Regions from separate parts of the Homo sapiens genome. Here all the other regions are linked to region 2. A link is a contact called in ENCODE Hi-C or POLR2A ChIA-PET data. All regions are on one chromosome and are shown on one strand. Each heading gives the region's core, a stretch centred on a gene start or an enhancer-like site at or near the end of the contact. The rest is flanking DNA. Distances are from core to core; before and after follow the strand shown.

The links. Hi-C counts contacts between places; a loop is a spot of excess contacts on that map. ChIA-PET counts read pairs that join two places held with the same protein, here RNA polymerase II (POLR2A). Pooled maps may share reads with other maps.
Region 1: a pooled map shows a loop between it and region 2 (4-fold over the local background). The contact joins the promoter of UBA52 here to the promoter of GDF15 in region 2. A Hi-C loop is called at or near these places in 2 of 50 pooled maps. POLR2A ChIA-PET finds 5 or more read pairs at or near these places in 5 of 52 experiments (AG04450, HEK293, HepG2 and 2 more).
Region 3: a pooled map shows a loop between it and region 2 (2.9-fold over the local background). The contact joins the promoter of IFI30 here to the promoter of GDF15 in region 2. A Hi-C loop is called at or near these places in 1 of 168 maps with a recorded cell type or tissue (CD14-positive monocyte), 1 of 37 single-sample maps with no recorded cell type and 6 of 50 pooled maps. POLR2A ChIA-PET finds 5 or more read pairs at or near these places in 4 of 52 experiments (A549, B cell, GM12878 and 1 more).

What each region holds. Positions count from the first base shown.
Region 1 is chr19:18,569,450-18,573,529 of GRCh38, forward strand. It overlaps UBA52 (ubiquitin A-52 residue ribosomal protein fusion product 1), which reads left to right and starts at 2,408. Exons shown (of 5, transcript NM_001033930.3): 1 at 2,408-2,460; 2 at 3,844-3,954. The coding sequence starts at 3,852. RefSeq lists enhancers at 1,742-2,418, 1,789-1,908, 2,119-2,458, 3,097-3,773.
Region 2 is chr19:18,384,784-18,388,662 of GRCh38, forward strand. GDF15 (growth differentiation factor 15) reads left to right here and starts at 1,375. Exons shown (of 2, transcript NM_004864.4): 1 at 1,375-1,683; 2 at 3,503-3,879. The coding sequence starts at 1,407. It overlaps MIR3189 (microRNA 3189), which reads left to right and starts at 1,779; the gene lies at 1,779-1,851. RefSeq lists enhancers at 919-1,741, 1,330-1,499.
Region 3 is chr19:18,172,389-18,176,475 of GRCh38, forward strand. IFI30 (IFI30 lysosomal thiol reductase) reads left to right here and starts at 1,425. Exons shown (of 7, transcript NM_006332.5): 1 at 1,425-1,585; 2 at 2,652-2,834; 3 at 2,923-2,997; 4 at 3,217-3,309. The coding sequence starts at 1,454. RefSeq lists a silencer at 1,170-1,479 and enhancers at 1,790-1,859, 1,987-2,652.

The sequences.
Region 1 (4,080 bases), core at 1,158-3,657, 190 kb after region 2:
GCTGGGGGCCCTGCTGGAGGGAGGTGCAGACAATCAGGCACTACAGGGCTAGAAAGAGATGTGGCCCTTTTTTGGAACCCCCCCTGGTGGGAGCTATAACAACCCAAGTTCCCGTCACCAGCTAGGTCTTCCCTCACGCTGCTGTCACTGCTCACAATACTAGTGTTCCCATCCTCATTTCATAATTCCTTCTCCAGATCTCAGCCTTCCTCCAGATAGGGGAGCCACACTAGATCCATTCCCCATCAGACACACTCCCAGGGTTACCTCATCTTCTGAGTACTTAGAAATTATGTTGTTATGACCGGGCTTGGTGGCTCATGCCTGTAATCCCAGCACTTTGGGAGGCCGAGGTGGGTGGATCACCTGAGGTCAGGAGTTCGAGACCAGCCTGGCCAACATGGTGAAACCCCATCTCTACCAAAAATATAAAAATTAGCTGGGTGTGGTGGTGTACACCTGTAATCCCAGCTACTTGGGAGGCTGAGGCAGAATTGCTTGAATCCAGGAGGCAGAGGTTGCAGTGAGCCAAGATCGCACCACTGCACTCTAGCCTGGGCAAAAAGACCAAAACTGTTGTCTCAAAAAAGAAAAGGAAATTAGGTTCTTAAAGGCATCTTCCCAGACGTGAGAGTGTCTGCTTTTGCCTGGTATAGTAGTGCCTGCAAATGTTCAAGGAAATAAACAGGTACCCCTGTTAAGCCTATAGGTAACTTCTCATTGCTCCCCATCTTCTCTGTACTCAGCACTTTTTTTTTTTGTTTTGTTTTTGAGACAGCACCTCTCTGTTGCCCAGGCTGGAGTGCAGTGGCTGAATCATGGGTCACTGCAATCTCAAACCTATGGGTTCAGGCAATCCTCCTGCCTCCGAAGTAGCTGGGACTGCAGGTGCGCACCACCACACCTGGATAGTTCAAAATAAAACTTTTTTTTGTAGAGACAGGGTCTCACTATGTCTTCCAGGCTGGTCGTGAATTCCTGACCTCAAGTAATCCTCCCTCTTTGACCTTCCAAAGTGCTGGGATTACAAGTGTGAACCACTGCACCCGCCGTGGCACTTTTTTTTTTTTTTTTTTTTTTTGAGATGGAGTCTCACTCTGTCACCCAGGCTGGGTGCAGTGGCGTGAACTCAGCTCACTGCAACCTCCACCTCCCGGATTCAAGCGATTCTCCTGCCTCAGCCTCCTGAGTAGCTGGGATTACAGGCACCCGCCACCACACCTGAAAAATTTTTGTAATTTTTTTTTTCTTTTTTGAGACGGAGTTTTGCTCTTGTTGCCCAGGCTGTAGTGCAATGGCACTCTCTCGGCTAATTGCAACCTCTGCCTCCCGGGTTCAAGCGATTCTCCTGCCTCAGCCTCCTGAGTAGCTGGGATTACAGGCATGCGCCACCACGCCCAGCTAATTTTGTATTTTTAGTAGAGATGCGGTTTCTCCATGTTGGTCAGGCTCGTCTCGAACTCCCGACCTCAGGTGATCCGCACATCTCGGCCTCCCAAAGTGCAGGCGTGAGTCACCGGACCCAGGTCCCGCCCTGGCACTTTTTAACCACCCACAAATCTGGATCCTACACTGAAAAGAGACACTGCAGTGGCTCACGTCTGTAATCCCAGCACTTTGGGAGGCCAAGGCGGGCGGATCACCTGAGGTCGCGAGTTTGAGACCAGCCTGACCAACATGGAGAAACCCCGTCTCTACTAAAAATACAAAAGTGGCCAGGCATGGTGTCGCACACTTGTAATCGCAGCTACTCGGGAGGCTGAGGCAGGAGAATTGCTTGAACCCAGGAGGCGGAGGTTGCGGTGAGCCGAGATCGCGCCATTGCACTACAGCCTGGGCAACGAGAGCGAAACTCCGTCTCAAAAAAAAAAAAAAAAAAAATCCTGAGTCCCGCTTGACACCTTTTGTCAGGCACCACCACCTTTCTGGGCGAATGCGGTAGTACCGTCTGCTCTCCCTGCTGCTGTCCTGAAATCCATTCAGGCACAGCGGCCGAGAGCTTTATAATAACCGATTCCAGGTGTTAGGTGCTTTCCCAGCCCCGACTCCTGCGTCCTGGACCCGCAGTCCTCTGCTTAATACCTTTGCTTTATTAGAAAACATTCTCCTCTACTCCGTTCAGCTATTCGCTGAGGGCCCGCCAACCGCCAGCGGTTGTCAGTGGCCTAGAGGCAGCGGACGCAAACACGGGGAGAGGTGCAATCGTCTCAAGTGACTCGGCGGGCGGGGCCCACAACCGGAAGCGGGTGGGCGACCTTCACCCACGTGCGCTGCGGCTTCGTTCGCCAGCATCCAAGATGGCGGCAGGGCGGGGCCCAAGGCGCGGCGCGAATTGTGACGCAGGCGTCCGGCGTGCTCCGTGCGCAAGCGCTTTCGGCGGCGATTAGGTGGTTTCCGGTTCCGCTATCTTCTTTTTCTTCAGCGAGGCGGCCGAGCTGGTTGGTGGCGGCGGTCGTGCGGGTTCGCGCCGGGCCGAGAGCGGGTTGGGGGCTGCGGGAGGCTGCAGGGGCCTGGGCGGCAGAAGAGGCGGCCCTGAGCTGGCTCATGCGGGCCAGTCTCGGCAGGGTGGCTGGGCAGGGCTCGCGAGGCCACGGCTCGGAGCCCAGACCGGGGCCCAGGAGGCGAGCGCCGTTTTGGAGAGGAGCCTGCCTGCTCTGCCTGCCAGCGTGACCCCACGAGGCCTCGGGCGGGAAGAGGTCCTCGGGGCAGATCCGAGTTAATGAGAGAGGGGTATTGAGCGTGTAGCGTTAACTCTGCCAGTCACTGCGTCAGTCGCTTTGGAAATACTAAATTTCTCGAGCTGAGTCTTCATACCTGGCTCCATTACTACGTCTGTAAGGAGGAGCTGGTGGTAGTGTCTGCTTTTTAGACTTTTCTTTAGACTATTTGTATTTTTTTCAGATGGAGTCTTGCTCTGTCGCCTAAGCTGGAGTTCAGTGGTGCGGTCTCGGCTCACTGCAATCTCCACCTCCCGGGCTCGAGCGATTCTTCTGCCTCAGCCTCCCGAGTAGCTGGGATTATAGGCGCCTGCCACCACGCCCAGTTGATTTTTGTAGTTTTAGTAGAGACGGAGTTTCACCATGTTAGCCAGGCTCATCTTGAACTCTTGACCTCAAATGATCCGTCTGCCTCGGCCTTCCAAAGTGCTGGGATTACAGGCATGAGCCCCTGCGCCCGGTCGATTCTTTGTCTTTTTAAGTCAACTTTTATATGTGAACAATGCTTGGCAGGTGGTTGGTAGATACTAAGTGATGTTCGTGGTTTGGGGTCAAGGCAAGAAGTGGGGTCTGGAGAGTTTTGGTGTAATTGAGAAGGAAGCTAAGAGTGTTGGGTGCTCCAGCTTGGAGTTAGAGAGGAGAGAGGCTGCGACAGGAAGGCATGTGTGTTGTAGGGGATGGCTTCCCATCCAGGCTGGCAGCAGGAGCAGCCTGTGCAGATCAGGACCTGGCTGCCGTGGAAGAGGGTGGGACCGCCTTCAGGGAAGATGGATCTAGCAAGATGATGCCAAAGGGTACTTATTCCATCAGGAGATACTGACGAGTCCTTCCGCCGCTAAACCTAAGGAGAATAACCACAGTCTGTGTTCCTGAAGAGCACCCGTGCGGTCAGGAGGGTGGAGGACATGTGGTCTTTAGTTCCAGGACATGTTTAGACTACAGGCCAGGGTGTGTGAGAAGCCTAGCAGGGCCAGGCTTGGAGGAGTGAAAGGAAGACAGGTACTGGGGCAGGACCAGTTGGACTTGGTGCAGGCAAAGGGATAGCAACTGTGGTGTAGGCACCTGAGCTTGTGCTACTCAGGCATGCATTGCTCACCAGTCTATCCTGCCTCCCTTCCTCCTGCAGACGCAAACATGCAGATCTTTGTGAAGACCCTCACTGGCAAAACCATCACCCTTGAGGTCGAGCCCAGTGACACCATTGAGAATGTCAAAGCCAAAATTCAAGACAAGGAGGGTGAGTAGGGCTGGGTGTGGGGGCTCTGGCTGTGAACTGGGAGTCCCTCTCTGCCCAGGGGAGTCTCAGTCCTGTGTGGGTTGTGCTGACTTTAGATCTGTTTTGCCCTTGCTTCTCCATGTGATC
Region 2 (3,879 bases), core at 125-2,624:
TGGGTGTCATTGGTTAAGGATTTCAAAAACATCTTAAGAAATTCTTCTAAAAAGTCTTATGATTCTAAGGTCGGAAATCACATCTATAGCAAATGGTCGGTATCAGGTGCTACAAGCAACTTGCGGTCACAAGGAAGTGGGTCAAAGTGCAGCCTGATTAGTGCTTAATTATAACTAAGTTTCTGTCCAGAATTCTTTTTTTTTGAGACAGAGTTTTGCTCTTGTTGATCAGGCGGAAGTGCAATGGTGAAAACTTGGCTCACTGCAACCTCCGCCCTCTGGGTTCAAGCGATTCTCTTGCTTCAGCCTCTCGAGTAGCTGGGATTACAGGCATGTAATCCCACCACCAAGCCCAGCTAATTTTGTATATTTAGTAGAGACAGGGTTTCTCCATGTTGGTCAGGCTAGTCTAGAACTCTTGACGTCAGATGATCCACGTGCCTCGGCCTCCCAAAGTGCTGGGATTACAGGCGAGAGCCACCGTGCCCGGCGCAGAATTCTTTTTTTTAGAGATGAGGTATTGCCATCTTGCCCAGACTTGTCTCGAACTCCTGGGCTCAAACAATCCACCCACCTCGGCCTCCCAAAGTGCTGAGATTACTGACATAAGCCACCATGCCTGGCCCCCAGAATTATGAATCCTGTGAGGATGGCTTCAAGGTGAGCGCTGAGCCAGACAAAAGGATGGGGTTTGGGAGCACCCTGCTTAGACTGGAAAGATAATGTTGGAGAAGACTTCCTGGAAGAGGGGCTTTTTGCGTAGAGTTTTGAAGAATGAGTAGGAGTTCTCCAGAGGAGGATGAGTAACTGCAATAACACCCAGTTTATCAAGTGCCTCCTATGTGTCTGGCCCTGTGCTTTACCCCTCATTTGACCACCTCTCCAGTGAGAGTCTCAGTCCTTTTTTTCCTGGTGAGGAAACAGGCATGGCAGAGAGGCATGACACATCAAGGTTGCCCTTCCTGGCTCCATCTAGCCCGTTCTCCTCTGCTTCCTTTGTTTTTCACCATCTTTAGCCTTTGACCCCAACCAAAAAGAGAAGAGAGGAAATCCCATGGGCATAGACAGCCACCTCTTAAACTCTTGTCTGGAATTTTTCACATAGTAACAATGTCTTTTTTTCCTCCAAAAAGACTCCCAGGCTGGAATGGTGTCCTCATATCGAGGAAGAGGATACTGAGGCCCAGAAATGTGCCCTAGCTTTACTAGGAGCGCCCCCACCTAAAGATCCTCCCCCTAAATACACCCCCAGACCCCGCCCAGCTGTGGTCATTGGAGTGTTTACTCTGCAGGCAGGGGGAGGAGGGCGGGACTGAGCAGGCGGAGACGGACAAAGTCCGGGGACTATAAAGGCCGGTCCGGCAGCATCTGGTCAGTCCCAGCTCAGAGCCGCAACCTGCACAGCCATGCCCGGGCAAGAACTCAGGACGGTGAATGGCTCTCAGATGCTCCTGGTGTTGCTGGTGCTCTCGTGGCTGCCGCATGGGGGCGCCCTGTCTCTGGCCGAGGCGAGCCGCGCAAGTTTCCCGGGACCCTCAGAGTTGCACTCCGAAGACTCCAGATTCCGAGAGTTGCGGAAACGCTACGAGGACCTGCTAACCAGGCTGCGGGCCAACCAGAGCTGGGAAGATTCGAACACCGACCTCGTCCCGGCCCCTGCAGTCCGGATACTCACGCCAGAAGGTAAGTGAAATCTTAGAGATCCCCTCCCACCCCCCAAGCAGCCCCCATATCTAATCAGGGATTCCTCATCTTGAAAAGCCCAGACCTACCTTTGAGCCTCAGTTGCCCCATCTGTGCCCTGGGTAGGAATATCCTGGATCCCCTTGGGTCTGATGGGGTAGCCGATGCCTGATTTGCACCCACAACGTGGGAGGTTATAACCTGTCCCCAAGTTGCAAATGGGGAAACTGAGGTACAGGGATGCCAGGGACCCTCCTGAATGTGCACAGCACCTGGGAAACCCGGGGACGGGGTCGGGCGTGCGGTGTGGGCATGGTCCCTGACCTGGGCTGGGGCCAGGATCCAAGAGAAACAATGGGGGTGTGGTGCATGGATAGAAGTTTGTGATGGGCAGAGCCAGCTGGAGCTGGTTCTGAATCTGATGAAATCGCTTGTCAAGGCACTGCTAAAGTCACATGCAACGAGCGACTTGTTAGGGGAGGAGGAGAGTATTTTCCCCATCTCTGTGCCCTCCATGGAGGCTCCAGGGGTGCAGGGCACTGGATGAGGTCTGGGCTGTGGTGGGACCCAGGAGGGGGCAGGCAGAGGGGCACACTCTTAGCCCGCCCTAAACCCATCTGTGCCGTGTGACTCCGGCAAACCTCTCACCCTTGCTAAGCCTAGCAACTAGGTTAAGGCACCCTCAAACCCCAGTCTCCCCAGTCTCCCTAACACTTGTACCAGCCTGAGGGGCTGTGATTCCTAGAGGCTCAGTAGTCTGGAATGTGATGGGTTTGGCACTCTTCATTTCTCGGGATTACACCTGTAATCCCAGCACTTTAGGAGGCCAAGGTGGGAGCATCGCTTTAGGCCAGAACATTGCAGCCTGGGCAGTATAGCGAGAATCCATCTCTACCAAAAATGTTTAAAAAAAATTAGCCAGACATGATGGTGTGTGCCTGTAGTCTCAGTTATTCAGGAGGCTGAGGCGGGAGGAGCACTTGAATCCAGGAGATTGAGGCTGCACTGAGCCATGAGTGCCCCACTGCACTCCAGCCTGGGTAACAGCAAGACCATAATAAATAAATAAATAAGTGAAGCAAGTAAGTTTTTGACTGCCAGAAGAAAAGCAGAGCCATGGTTGGAATCTCAGGCTGCCTGAATATCAGATATACATTAATTCCTTCAAGTATTTACTAAGCACCTATTGTGTGCCAGGCACAGTGTCAACCAAGCTAAGATTCTAAGTAGGGAATATGAATGATACACAAGGAAATAAAATAGGGTGCTTCCTATTTTAGGCAGGCTGGAAGGAAGAGGAGGAGCCAGCCATACTGAGATTCAGGAGATTCAAGGGGAGAAATGCCCTTTTTTTTTTTTTTTTTTTTTTTTTTGAGAGGGAGTCTTCCTCTGTTGCCCAGGCTGGAGTGCAGTGGCACGATCTTGGCTCACTGCAACCTCCACCGCCCCGATTCAAGCCATTCTTCTGCCTCAGCCTCCCGAGTAGCTGGGATCACAGGCGCCAGCCACCATGCCCAGCTAATTTTTGGTATTTTTAGTAGAAGCGGGCGTTTCACCATATTGGCCACATATCGGCCAGGCTGGTCTTGAACTCCTGACCTCAAGTGATCCACCTGCATCGGCCTCCCAAAGTGCTGGGATTACAGGCGTGAGCCACCGCGCCCGCACGGAGAAATGCTCTTGGTAGGGGAAATAACTTGTGCAAAGGCGCCGCCGCCGTGGTGAGATCCAGCTTGGCGTGTTAGGGGAAATGGGCACCCTCGTTCCTGGAAAACGGTAGGCCTGTGGGTGACCAGCTTCCCTATCTGTCTTCCCACAGTGCGGCTGGGATCCGGCGGCCACCTGCACCTGCGTATCTCTCGGGCCGCCCTTCCCGAGGGGCTCCCCGAGGCCTCCCGCCTTCACCGGGCTCTGTTCCGGCTGTCCCCGACGGCGTCAAGGTCGTGGGACGTGACACGACCGCTGCGGCGTCAGCTCAGCCTTGCAAGACCCCAGGCGCCCGCGCTGCACCTGCGACTGTCGCCGCCGCCGTCGCAGTCGGACCAACTGCTGGCAGAATCTTCGTCCGCACGGCCCCAGCTGGAGTTGCACTTGCGGCCGCAAGCCGCCAGGGGGCGCCGCAGAGCGCGTGCGCGCAACGGGGACCACTGTCCGCTCGGGCCCGGGCGTTGCTGCCGTCTGCACACGGTCCGCGCG
Region 3 (4,087 bases), core at 175-2,674, 210 kb before region 2:
AGCAATTATATTTATGGTTATTTCTTCAATCCCACCCGGCATAGGGTAAGCACCAAAGTTGGGGTGGTGAGTCTTGGGGAGCCTTTGCCAACGGTTTGGTCGTCTGAGGGATGGGCTCGGGGACCATCCAGCCACTGGGACTTCAGAGAAGCTCCGGCTCCCAAACCAGCTACTGTGTGTGTGGCCAGGGTCTTCCCCACAACTAGAGGGGGGCACAGCTGGGGACTCAGGTATATCTTCCAGCTGGGTGTGGGACATTTTCTTCCCTAGGATCCGATGTGTCTTGCCCTGAATGTAAGGCCTGGCAGGGTTGGAATGTCTCAGTTATTCCCCCAACACTCCAGCCTCCATCTGGGCCTTTTTTCCAGGCTATTCTCTCTGCCTTCACTGTTGGGGCCACTGTCCTGTGTAGGCACCAAGGCCTGACCATGCCATCCAGAAGCCCCAGCCTGGGACAACTCTCCCCCACCTGCCTCTGAGCCCTCCATGGTGACTCTTGTTCCCCAAACCTTATCCTTCTCCCCATTACACAGAAGGGAAAGCTGAGGCTCTGTCACTCAAATCCAAAGCCAGGTGGACTCCAAGCCACCCCACCCCTATCCCAGACAGCACAGGCTGCCTCTCTCCCCCATGGGCGTCCCTTGAAGGCCAGGTTGCCCCCCACCCCCCACAAGCCTTGAACGATGAAAAGAAGGAAGGCCAGTTCTCTTCACCCCAAGCCAGAAGTGGGGCTGGGTGGGTACCCTAGAGAAATGACACGCCACTCCCTGCGCCAGCTTCTGCTTTCCGGCGTGGCTGTGGTCAAGCCTGAGTCAGTCCCACGGGACCACGGTGAGGGGTCTGGAGCGTCGGGGTCAGGAGTTTGAGGGGGGAAGGGTTGAGGGGCAGGATGTGGGGGTTGGGTGTGAGGGAGGTCACGGGCGAGACTGGAGGGAGGAGACCTGGCCACACAGGCCTTGCCCACTCTCGGGGGCCTGAATATTTCAGTTACTCCCCCAAAACCCCGGCCTCCATCCCATCCCCAGCCTCCATCCGACGTCACCCCTGTTAGGTCACAGGCCCACTCTGAGAGTGGGTCTCGGGCCTCAAGTCCCCTAGCCGCCCCTAGAAGGTCTAGGGGTGCGTGGAGACACCACCATTCCTCTCAGCCTGTGTCTGTCTCAAAGGCCCCACCTCACCTCCCCTAAAGGTAGTCTTGCGCCAGGGCTCACGTGCCTGGGCAGGGCTGATTGCCAAGGGGCCCAATGGCCTCGTGACTGGGGACCCAGCACCTGGCAGGGGTGGGGGTGGGACACTCAGAGGAAGGAGTGGAGGAGGGAGAGACGCTGGCCCGGGACCCGAGGGGCGTGGGCATCGGGAGGCGGGCCCGGGTTAGGGGCGGGACCGCCGCCTGGTTAAAGGCGCTTATTTCCCAGGCAGCCGCTGCAGTCGCCACACCTTTGCCCCTGCTGCGATGACCCTGTCGCCACTTCTGCTGTTCCTGCCACCGCTGCTGCTGCTGCTGGACGTCCCCACGGCGGCGGTGCAGGCGTCCCCTCTGCAAGCGTTAGACTTCTTTGGGAATGGGCCACCAGTTAACTACAAGGTAGGGACGGCGACAGGGCGGGCAGGCTGGAGGGAACAGGCGCCCTGTCGGGGCACGCGGCTCCTTCTTTCTCCCCAGACTTCACAGGGGAAGACCAGGGCCCCGAGGGGACGCTGTCCCTGCCGGGTTCCTGGAAAAACCCTGTTCAGTTCCCGGCGCTGCGGCCACACTCCCTCCGTGCCGTTTCGCTTTCGCATCCCGCATCTGAGAGGCGCAGCTGCCTCCACCCGCCTAGTCCCGCCCAAGGGTTCAATGAGCGCCTACTGTGTACTTTTGGGGCAGGAGCTGGGGTCTCCTTTTGTGGCCCAGGGCACAAGTTCAGCAGCTGGCCAAGGGCCGCCGGCATGCATTCTTGCTGCTACCCTTGATGCATTCATTCCAGCCAGGGCAGGGCTCGCGTGTCTTTGGGACCTATTAGGCAGATGCCCTAGAGGCTGAGCGACTTGCTCACCGCTCCAGCGACATGGGCCACCCGCCACCCCTCAGCTGAAGCCGGAAGTCAGCACCTATTAGGTGCCGCCTCTATTCAGTCGGACTTGGAAAGGGTTCACGTGGATCCCTTGCTCAGCTCAGAGGCAAGGTCTCCAGGTGAAGTGACAAGAAATGAGCATGGGCCAAGGCCGGAGGCGGTGGCTCATGCCTGTAATCCCAACACTTTGGAAGTCTGAGGCAGGCAGATCACGAGGTCAGGAGTTCGAGACCATTCTGGCCTACATGGAGAAACCCTGTCTCTACTAAAAATACAAAAATTAGCTGGGTGTGGTGGCATGTGCCTATAATCCCAGCTACTCAGGAGGCTGAGGCAGGACAATTGCTTGAACCAGGGAGTCGGGTGTTGCAGTGAGCCGAGATCGTGCCGCAGCACACCAGCCTAGCGACAGTGAGACTCCATCTCAAAAAAAAAAAAAAAAGTCTCAAAGTCAAGATTCCACCTGGCAAGTTCTGGAAGGCGTGCAAGATGAATTGCGTATCACAGCCCCCTTTCTACAAGACTACCAAGTGGGGTTGAGAGAAGTGGGGAACTGCCCAGGGCTACACCTGCCTCCCACGCCTTCCTAATCCACAGACAGGCAATCTATACCTGCGGGGGCCCCTGAAGAAGTCCAATGCACCGCTTGTCAATGTGACCCTCTACTATGAAGCACTGTGCGGTGGCTGCCGAGCCTTCCTGATCCGGGAGCTCTTCCCAACATGGCTGTTGGTCATGGAGATCCTCAATGTCACGCTGGTGCCCTACGGAAACGCACAGGTGTGTGGGCGCTGGGGAAACTGAGGCACGTGGGCAGGGGAGCAGGGGACCCAGCCTACCAGCAGGCTCTCACCCTGCTGCCTTGCAGGAACAAAATGTCAGTGGCAGGTGGGAGTTCAAGTGCCAGCATGGAGAAGAGGAGTGCAAATTCAACAAGGTGGAGGTGAGCGGCCCCAGGGCCCCACACTGGGGTGGGGGAAAACTGTCCCACGTACAGGAGGCAAATACGAGGATGCCAGCTCTGTCTTCTGCCTCGTGTGCTCCCATTTAATCACATCTTTATTCCCTATCTCCTGGGTGGGTACTGGTGATTATTACGAGAGGGTGTCAGGGTACCCTAGGCCCTCTTCATGCCCTCTCCTGCCCCCTCTCCAAACCCCAGGCCTGCGTGTTGGATGAACTTGACATGGAGCTAGCCTTCCTGACCATTGTCTGCATGGAAGAGTTTGAGGACATGGAGAGAAGTCTGCCACTAGTGAGTGACGCCCCTCACTCCACCCAAGGAGGGGGACATGGGTGGTAACCTTCCCTGCATCCAGGCAGACCCAAATTCAAGTCCTAGCCCTGACCACTGCTGTCTGTGCAGCCCAGGAAAACAACTACCCTTCTTTATTTTATTTATTTTTTTATTTTTTCTTGAGACAGAGTCTCGCTCTGTCGCCCAGGCTGGAATGCAGTGGCGCAATCCCAGCTCACTGCAACCTCCACCTCCAGGGTTCAAGTGATTCTCCAGCCTCAGCCTCCTGAGTAGCTGGGATTACAGTTGTGTGCCACCATGCCCAGCTAATTTTTGTGTTTTTAGTAGAGACAGGGTTTCACCATGTTGGTCAGGCTTGTCTTGAACTCCTGACCTTGTGATCCGCCTGCCTTGGCCTCCCAAAGTGCTGGGATTACAGGCGTGAGCCACCGCACCCAGCCCTTTTTTTTTTTTTTTTTTTTTTTTTTTTTTTGAGACAGGGTTTTGCTCTGTCGCCCAGGCTGGAGTGCAGTGGTGCAATCTTGGCTGACTGCAACCACTGTCTCCTCAGTTTAAGTGATCCTCCTGCCTCAGCTTCCCCAGTAGCTGGGACTACAGGTGTGCACCACCATGCCCGGCTAATTTTTGTATTTTTAGTAGAGACAGTGTTCACCATGTTGGCCAGGCTGGTCTCAAACTCCTGACCTCAAGTTATCCGCCTGTCCCAGCCTCCCAAAGGATTACAGGTGTAAGCCACCACGCCCGGCCCCAGCCTCCCCTCTTGAAGCCTCCATCT